Linked DNA regions of Homo sapiens: region 1 is linked to region 2. The links are chromatin loops, found by intact Hi-C in ENCODE. Cell type or tissue: right lobe of liver. All regions are shown on one strand.

Region 1 (4,000 bases), 48 kb before region 2:
TTAATAAGGTAAAACGTGTATAATGGCAAGAACTCTGTTACTATTTTTGTTTTATAAACTTATCTACCAAGGATTAAATTATTTTAAAACACAAATACTGTATTTTTTTGTGAAATAATTTCAATATTTAAAAAATGTGAATGAAATTAACAGAAAAATATAACTAGATATAAAATACATAAAGCTTACAGACATGCATAACCAATTATGTAACTCATATATAAAATACAAGAACTAAGTAACAACCAATGTACAGATTTAGATCCAAAATGTAACTTATAAACATATAGAGATATTTATTTTCAACAATGAAAAATTAAGCTAAAAAATCATGTTACATGCTATTTTGTAACACATAGGCTCTCCTTTATTTTGAAAATATAGTATACTAGTCTACATTCATTAATAAAATATGAATTAAATTCTTAAACTGAGTAAAAATAAAATGTCACCTAATTATGAGTCTTTAAAATTAGTATTTAAAAACTCAACAGAGTAAGCGAAAAATATATAAGGGTAAACACATTTCAGAAAGAGAACAAGTGTTAAATTTCAGTTTATCTGACTTTATACTCAAAAAGGTCAATATAAGCTTAATGCACCAAAATAAAAGCTGTTTTTTTTTTCTATCATTAAAATTTACTAGAGGCCATAATCAGAACAAGAGAGGGTGCAAGTGGACCTTAAAGATGCTTCAAAGATTAGAGGGGTTGTCTAATATATCTCTCTTCTGAAATCTTAGCTTATAAGTTACAGACGAGCTGCAGACAAGACCATCTATATATAAGAGGGCTTCATCTCCTCTTCAGAGGTCAGGACAAGATCAGGCAGAAGAGAGCTAGAACTATCAGTTAAATCCTCTACTACAGTGGCAAAGAGAGCCTGGGTCAGCACTGGATCAAAGATAACATCACTTGGTATAAAGAAAAATCACTGCGTGCTCAGTTGACATAAGCATCCATTTCCAAGGTTGATATATCTAATGTCATAAGAGAGGATAGAACACTTATTTGTAAATATTTCCAAAATGAGTCTTTAGCAGCTCTTTCCAATTTAACTAGATAGTTCTAGAAATTCTTATGTCAAAGGCCTTGGATAATCTCATTCTGGTATACTCTATTATCCTTTGACTTGGATGGAACACACAGGACACAGACTGAACCTTCATACATACAGGCATTGCTGAGACATGTCACTTAACAATTCCAACAATAGTAGTTATGAATACAGGCAGAATTTCATTATGTCAAGTGCTGTGCTAAATACTATTCAGATATTATATCACTTAATGCTCAAAAAACTTTTTTTTTTTTGAGATGGAGTCTCACTCTGTCGCCCAGGCTGGAGTGCAGTGGCATGATCTCGGCTCACTGCAAGCTTCACCTCCCGGGTTCATGCCATTCTCCTGCCTCAGCCTCCCAAGTAGCTGGGACTACAGGCGCCCACCACCAGGCCTGGCTAACTTTTTTGTAATTTTTTAGTAGAGACGGGGTTTCACCGTGTTAGCCAAGATGGTCTCAATCTCCTGACCTCGTGATCCACCCATCTCGGCCTCCCAAAGTGCTGGGATTACAGGCGTGTGCCACCGCGCCTGGCCAATGCTCAAAAAACTTTATCAGGTAAGTTGTCATTGACACTCTAATACTATTCAGAGATGTAAAAGTAAAAAAGTAAACACTGTGCTTCAAATACCTACCTATCCAATTCCATTCTCCAGAGTGAGCCATAAATTCATTACAATATATTTAATATACATTAATATCACACATATATGCATTAAAAGGTGATTAAATACTAAGCAGTAAGGAGAAATATGTAGCAGAAAAGGGGTATAAGTACTAGAAGCAGTAGTAATGGTAGTGACAGTGGTTATAAATGCACTATTTTTAAAAAAGACTTTATATTTTAGAGCAGTTTTAAGTTCACAGCAAAGTTGAGAGGAAGGTACAGAGATTTCCCTTATCTCCCCTTCCTCACCATGCATAGCTTCCTCCATTATTAAACTCCCCAACTTGAGTGGTATATTTGTCACAATCGATGAACCTGCATTGATCCATCAGTATTACCCAGAGTCTATGTTAGGGTTTACTCTTGACGTTGTGCATTCCATGAGTTTGGACAAATTTATAATGACATATATCTATTGTTACAGTGTGATATGGTTTGGATTTGTGTCCCCATCCAAATCTCCTGTCAAATAGGAGGAGAGGCCTGGTAGGAGGTGAGTGGATCATGGGGATGGATGTCCCCCTTGCTGTTCTTGTGACAGTGAGTTCTCATGAGATCTGATGGTTTAAAAGTGTGTGGCACTTCCCCCTTCACTCTCCTATTGCCGTGTGAAGAAGGTGCCTGCTTCCCCTTCACCTTCCACGTGACTTGTTGAATGATTTTGACCAAAATGCTGATAATGATATGGACAATGAAGTCCAGCCTGAGGTGGTTTCAGATGGAGATGAGGAACTTATTGGGAACTAGAGTAAGGTCACTCTTGCTATGCTTTAGCAAAGAGGCTGGAGGCATTTTGCCCCTGCCCTAGAGATCTGTGGAATTTTGAAATTGAGAGAGATGATTTAGGGTATCTGACAAAAGAAATTTCTAAGCAGCAAAGCATTCAAGAGTTGACCTGACTGTTTCTAAAAGTGTAGGCTCATATGCATGAACAAAGAGATTATCTGAAAATGGAACTTATATTTAAAAAGCAGAGCATAAAAGTATGGAAAATTTGCAGCCTGATCATGTGGTACAAAAAAAAAACCCTGTTTTCTGGGGCAAAATTCAAGTCTATCACCCAAATGTGCATAAGTAAAGAGGAGTTGAATGTTCACAGCCAAGACAGTGGGGGAAAGTGTCTCTAGGGCATTTCACAGACCACCACAGCAGACCCCGCCATCACAGGTTGGAGATCTAGAAGGAAAAAATGGTTCCATGAGCCAGATACAGGGCCAGCTGCTCTGTGTAGCCTTGGGACATGGCACCCCAGCTGCTCCAGCTCCAGCCATAGCTAAAAGGGACCAAGGTGTGGCTTGGGCCATGGCCACACCAAGGTGTGGTGTTGGGCCTATGGGTGCGCAGAAGGCAAGAGGTGAGGTTTGGGAATCTCTGCCTAGATTTCAAAGAATGTATGGAAATGCCCAGATGTCTAGGCAGAAGTGTGCTGCACTGGTGGAGCCCTCATGGAACACCTCTACAAGAGCAGTGCAGAGAAGATATGGGGGGTTGGAGCCCCCATGCAGCATGCCCACTGGGGCACTGCCTAGTGGAGCTGTGAGAAGAGGGCCACCATCCTCTAGACCTCAGAATGGTAGACCTACTGACAGCTTACATCATGCACCTGGAAAAGTCACAGGCACTCAACATCAGCCTGTGAAAGCAGCCAAGGGGGCTGTACCCTGCAGAGCCACAGGGGTGGAGCTGCCCAAGGCCTTGGGAGCCCACCCCTTGCATTGGCATGACCTGGAAGTGAGACATGGAGTCAAAGGAGATTATTTTGGAGCTTTACAATTGAATGACTTTCCTGGTGGGCTTCAGACTTGCATGGGGCCTGTAGCCCCTTTGTTTTGGCCAATTTCTCCCATTAAGAATGGGAGCATTTATCCAGTGCCTGCACCCTCACTGTATCTCAGAAGTAACTAACTTGTTTTTGATTTTACAGGCTCATAGGTGGAAAGGACTTACCTTGTCTCAGGGGAGAGTCTGGACTATAAACTTGAGTTAATGCTGAAACGAGTTAAGACTGGTGGACTATTGAGAAGAGATATTTGTATTTTGGAATATGAGAAGGACATGAGATTTGGGAGGGGCCAAGAACAGAATGATATGATTTGGACTTGTGTCCCTGCCCAAACCTCATGTTGAATTGAAGGAGGGGCCTGGAGAGAGGTAACTGGATCATGGGGGCTGATGTGCCCCTTGTTATTCTTGTGATAGTGAGGTCTCACGAGATCTGATGGTTTAAAAGTGTGTGGCACTTCCCCCTTCCCTCTCTGTCTCCTGCTGCCAT
Region 2 (4,000 bases):
TCCCATTTCAATTTCTGTCAAATCTAAAAAAAATAAGACTAGAAGGTTCATCATGTCGTAAAATAATATCTCTCGGCCGGGCACAGTGGTTCACACTCGTAATCCCAGTACTTTGAGAGGCTGAGGCGGGTGGATCACGAGGTCAGGAGATCGAGACCATTCTGGCTAACACAGTGAAACCCCGTCTCTACTAAAAATACAAAAAGAAATTAGCTGGGCATGGTGGCGGGCAGCTGTAGTCCCAGCTACTCGGGAGGCTGAGGCAGGAGAATGGCATGAACCTGGGAGGAGGAGCTTGCAGTGGGCTGAGATCGCGCCACTGCACTCCAGCCTGGGCGAATGAGCGAGACTCTGTCTCAAAATAATAATAATAATAATAATAATAATAATAATAATAATAATGATATCTCTCAGAGCACATAGTGTGAAAAACAAAAAAGATCTAATTCAAAGTAAGGTATAAGATGACAAACTCAGAATCAAATTATGGAAGCTTTTAAAAATTAGACAAATATATACCTGCAATCAATGCAACTTCTATCTGTAAATTTTTAGCCCTTTTCTATAGACACAATAATTTAAAGCATTTAAAAAAAGTTCCTAATTTTTACTCAGACTACAATACAGGAATAAAATAACTCTCTGGAGTATCAGATCTGAGCATCAAACTAGTTAATTAAAAACTGCTTTTTTCAAAGATGTTATAAAGTAAAAAATTAAATTAAAAGAAGCCCCAGGATTTTTCATAAAATCAGCAAAGTAAATACTTTCATAATTAAACAGAATAACTTATGGTCCAGAAAAGATTTAATGCTGAAATTTAAGGAAATTTTATCTATGTTTATCCTGAACAAGAACAGAAAAAAGAAAAAAAAAATCCCCACAGATAACAGTAATTTGTGTATCCAAACTGCAAAATCATTTGTAAAGGCAGATTTCATTGTAGAACAATTTTAGTGAGAGTAGGCCACTTCATCTCATCTTCATCAGAAAATACCTGACAGCAAAAACATAATATACTTGAAGTTTTAAAACTGTAATACAAACACCACAGTGTGCCCTTACCATGGAATACATTTATCTTACCTGTCATTTAATGCAGATAGTGATAAATTCCTGATGAGTCCCTTTATAAATGTGATTTTACACTTCAGAAAACGTTTGAATTTTGTCTTACCCAAGAACTATTATCTGAGCTACTACTGCTATACAGTGAAGTTAATAAAGAGACATTATACTATACAAAATGCTAGAGTTGGATTTTACAAATATACTGCTATGTGTGAGAAACATTCTCCCTTCTACCCCAACCCATTCCCTAGAAAGAGAGTACTCAAATTTATCTTGTATCCATAGAAGCAGCTGTAGAAATGCAAGGCCAGATAGGCTCCAGAACAGCTGAATTTCCTCAGTGCTGCCATGAGGCTGATTTTGGGTAGTTAACAGTAGCAGACGACAGGAGTCAGTAAGCCAGACAGCCACACCAAGTGAGAGAGAACACTACTGCCCATGGCTGCTTTATACAACTAGGTAGGAAGTTCTGTCTTCGCATAAGTCTTGTTTGAATCATAACCTCCTAACAATACATAAAAACAATGAAAACAATAAAAAGCTCTGGGCTGACTAGTGTGTTTTCATTTTGGTTTTTATTTGTCTAAATTTTCTCTAAGCAAAATAATACAACTGATAGAATAGGTTTCTAATTCTCCTGAGGTTGGATATCTAAATAAGCAAATAAAAAGTAAGTCACGACTATTAATGTAACAGTCTTGGAGGAGATGAATTAATGAGTGTACCCTGACTTTGTTAAAAGAGAAACCAGGTATGGCTGGGTCCAGGAGTTACAGGACAGAGTCCTCATTACTAAGTGTGACTACTAAGGTTGGCACTGCCTTCTTTATGCACTGACATCCAATCCAATAGGCACTTCTCCAAAAGTACCTCTACAGTGATCTGTGACGTTATATTAGGTTCAAGAAGGTGACTAATTAGTCACCTACGACATTCCTGCTAGGAGGGAAGGATGCCTAAACCATAAGAATATCTTGCCCTGGGACCCCAGAGAGGGAGGAAGAAAGGATAAGTAATTGGCATCATTTCCTTCATTGTTCCTTTCACTAAATACACAGCCCATTATTTCATTATTATAAGAAATATTAAGATTCCCAAATTAATCATCCACGTGACTGCAAGGGAAGGTTAGAAAGGGTTTTTCACGGCTGGGCATGGTGGCTCATGCCTGTAATCCCAGCACTTTGGGAGGCTGAGGTGAGTGTATAACTTGAGGTCAGGAGTTTCAGACAGGCCTGGCCAACATGGTCAAACTCCATCTCTACCAAAATATACAAAAAAACTAGCCGGGCGCGTTTAGCGTGTGCCTGTAGTCCTAGCTACGTGGGAGGCTGATGTAAGAGAATTGCTTGAACCTGGGAGGTGGGGGTTGCAGCAAGCCGAGAGATCACGCCACTGCAATGCACTCCAGCCTGGGTGACAGAGTGAGACCCTGTCTCAACTTAAAAAAAAAAAAAGGAGGGGTTTTTCACCTATAAAAGGAGGAGCCAAAGGCCATCTATAATAATGTGGAACAAGATATGATGGCATATGCAAAGATACTTGAACATACTTTAATTAACACTCATAACCTCTCTGGAAGTATACAGCAAATAAATGAAAATAAATTATTACTAGTTTTTCCTCAGGTATAATGGCTTTGTTTGATTGTTGCCAAGGGAAAGAACTAAAATGACAACACAGACACGCAAATGAATAAAATGGTATTTTAACCATAACCAGAAAATAAATGATCAGTGGTTAACTTACAGCTTCTAACTGATCCATTAACTTTGATAAAAATTTGCGACATTCAGGAGTTTTACTATCGATCTTCATTCCAGTCTGCATTGCGTATAAACGACCTAGAAAGAAAAGTAAGATAATTTGAACAATTTCATTTTTAAACATCCATGTTTATGAGTGTTTAAAATATAATTGCTAATAAATAATTAAAAATTCAAGTAAATTTAGAAATAAAACTGATTTACTATGGAAGTTATAAACCTAAAAAGCACAAAAATATTATCCAAAGAATGCAAGACATTCATGATAAATTTTTTTATCAAATAAGGCCTTCTCTTTTGGTATTATGTTAAAAAAAAAAAAAAAGAGGACTAGGTATGTCCTAAGCTGTCAAAGGCACCTATAATTTAATTGGTAAGACAGAGCACACAGCAAACAACCATATGTACAAGAGCACCTGCCAAGTGCCAAATAAGTGATACTGACAAAATATTCAAAATGGGCTGGGATAGTGGGAAATGAGACTTGAACTGAGGTTTATAGAAAGAATTGCTATAGTAATTTTACATATACTCTCTCTTTGAATAAATATACCTTCTCTTTAAAAAGTTAATAAAAACAACTGAGATAAGGCTAAACCTAAATAGCTGTCACCACAATTTCAGTAGCTTTCCCAGTGATAAGAACTGTGAACAGTTCTAGTGGTAACTGCTGTTACCACTGATGTTTACATACAATGTCTGTAATTTACCCCTTACATTCAACAATATGTCCTAGAGATCTGTGTCAGTGCTAATGTTCTACAGCATGAATGCATCATGCTAACAAAAGCACATTTAGGTAGCTCTCAAATTTTCATTACAACTGTTGTGCACAAATGCAACAACAAAATGCAACGAAGTTTTTGAATGAAGATTGATAGTAAAACTCCTGAATTGCAAAATACCTCCTTAGGCATAATGCAAGAGAGTTCCCAGGGGAACCAAGAGGTGAGATTCTTGGGTCATAGTCTCTGTGCCTGTTTCATTTTGAGACCTACGGTTACGCTGCCCCCCAAAACAAAAGTATCAATACACCATTGTATCCGCAACATATACAAGCACTCATTTTGCCTAAACTCACAAAAAACTTATTAAACTTACATTCCTATCAATCTGAAGACTAAAAACACTCTGTTTGATTTTATATTTTCCTAACCACTAAA

The links. Peaks named below come from ENCODE experiments on the same cell type or tissue, not always from the same donor. Only the 100,000 strongest peaks of a DNase experiment are listed, where the experiment ranks them.
Region 1: a loop joins it to region 2, with 2.2 times the contacts of the local background. A loop is called at or near these places in 27 of 110 quality-filtered maps.

What each region holds. Positions count from the first base shown.
Region 1 is chr6:142,212,754-142,216,753 of GRCh38, reverse strand. All of the region lies in intron 7 of VTA1 (vesicle trafficking 1), which reads right to left. Among named protein-coding and RNA genes, the nearest start is that of LINC02919, 45 kb to the left of the region's middle. In right lobe of liver, no CTCF peak of the experiment used is centred here; no DNase peak of the experiment used is centred here.
Region 2 is chr6:142,165,143-142,169,142 of GRCh38, reverse strand. VTA1 (vesicle trafficking 1) reads right to left here. Exons shown (of 8, transcript NM_016485.5): 2 at 2,821-2,915. Among named protein-coding and RNA genes, the nearest start is that of VTA1, 20 kb to the right of the region's middle. In right lobe of liver, no CTCF peak of the experiment used is centred here; a DNase peak (open chromatin) is centred at 2,362; H3K27ac peaks cover 709 bases.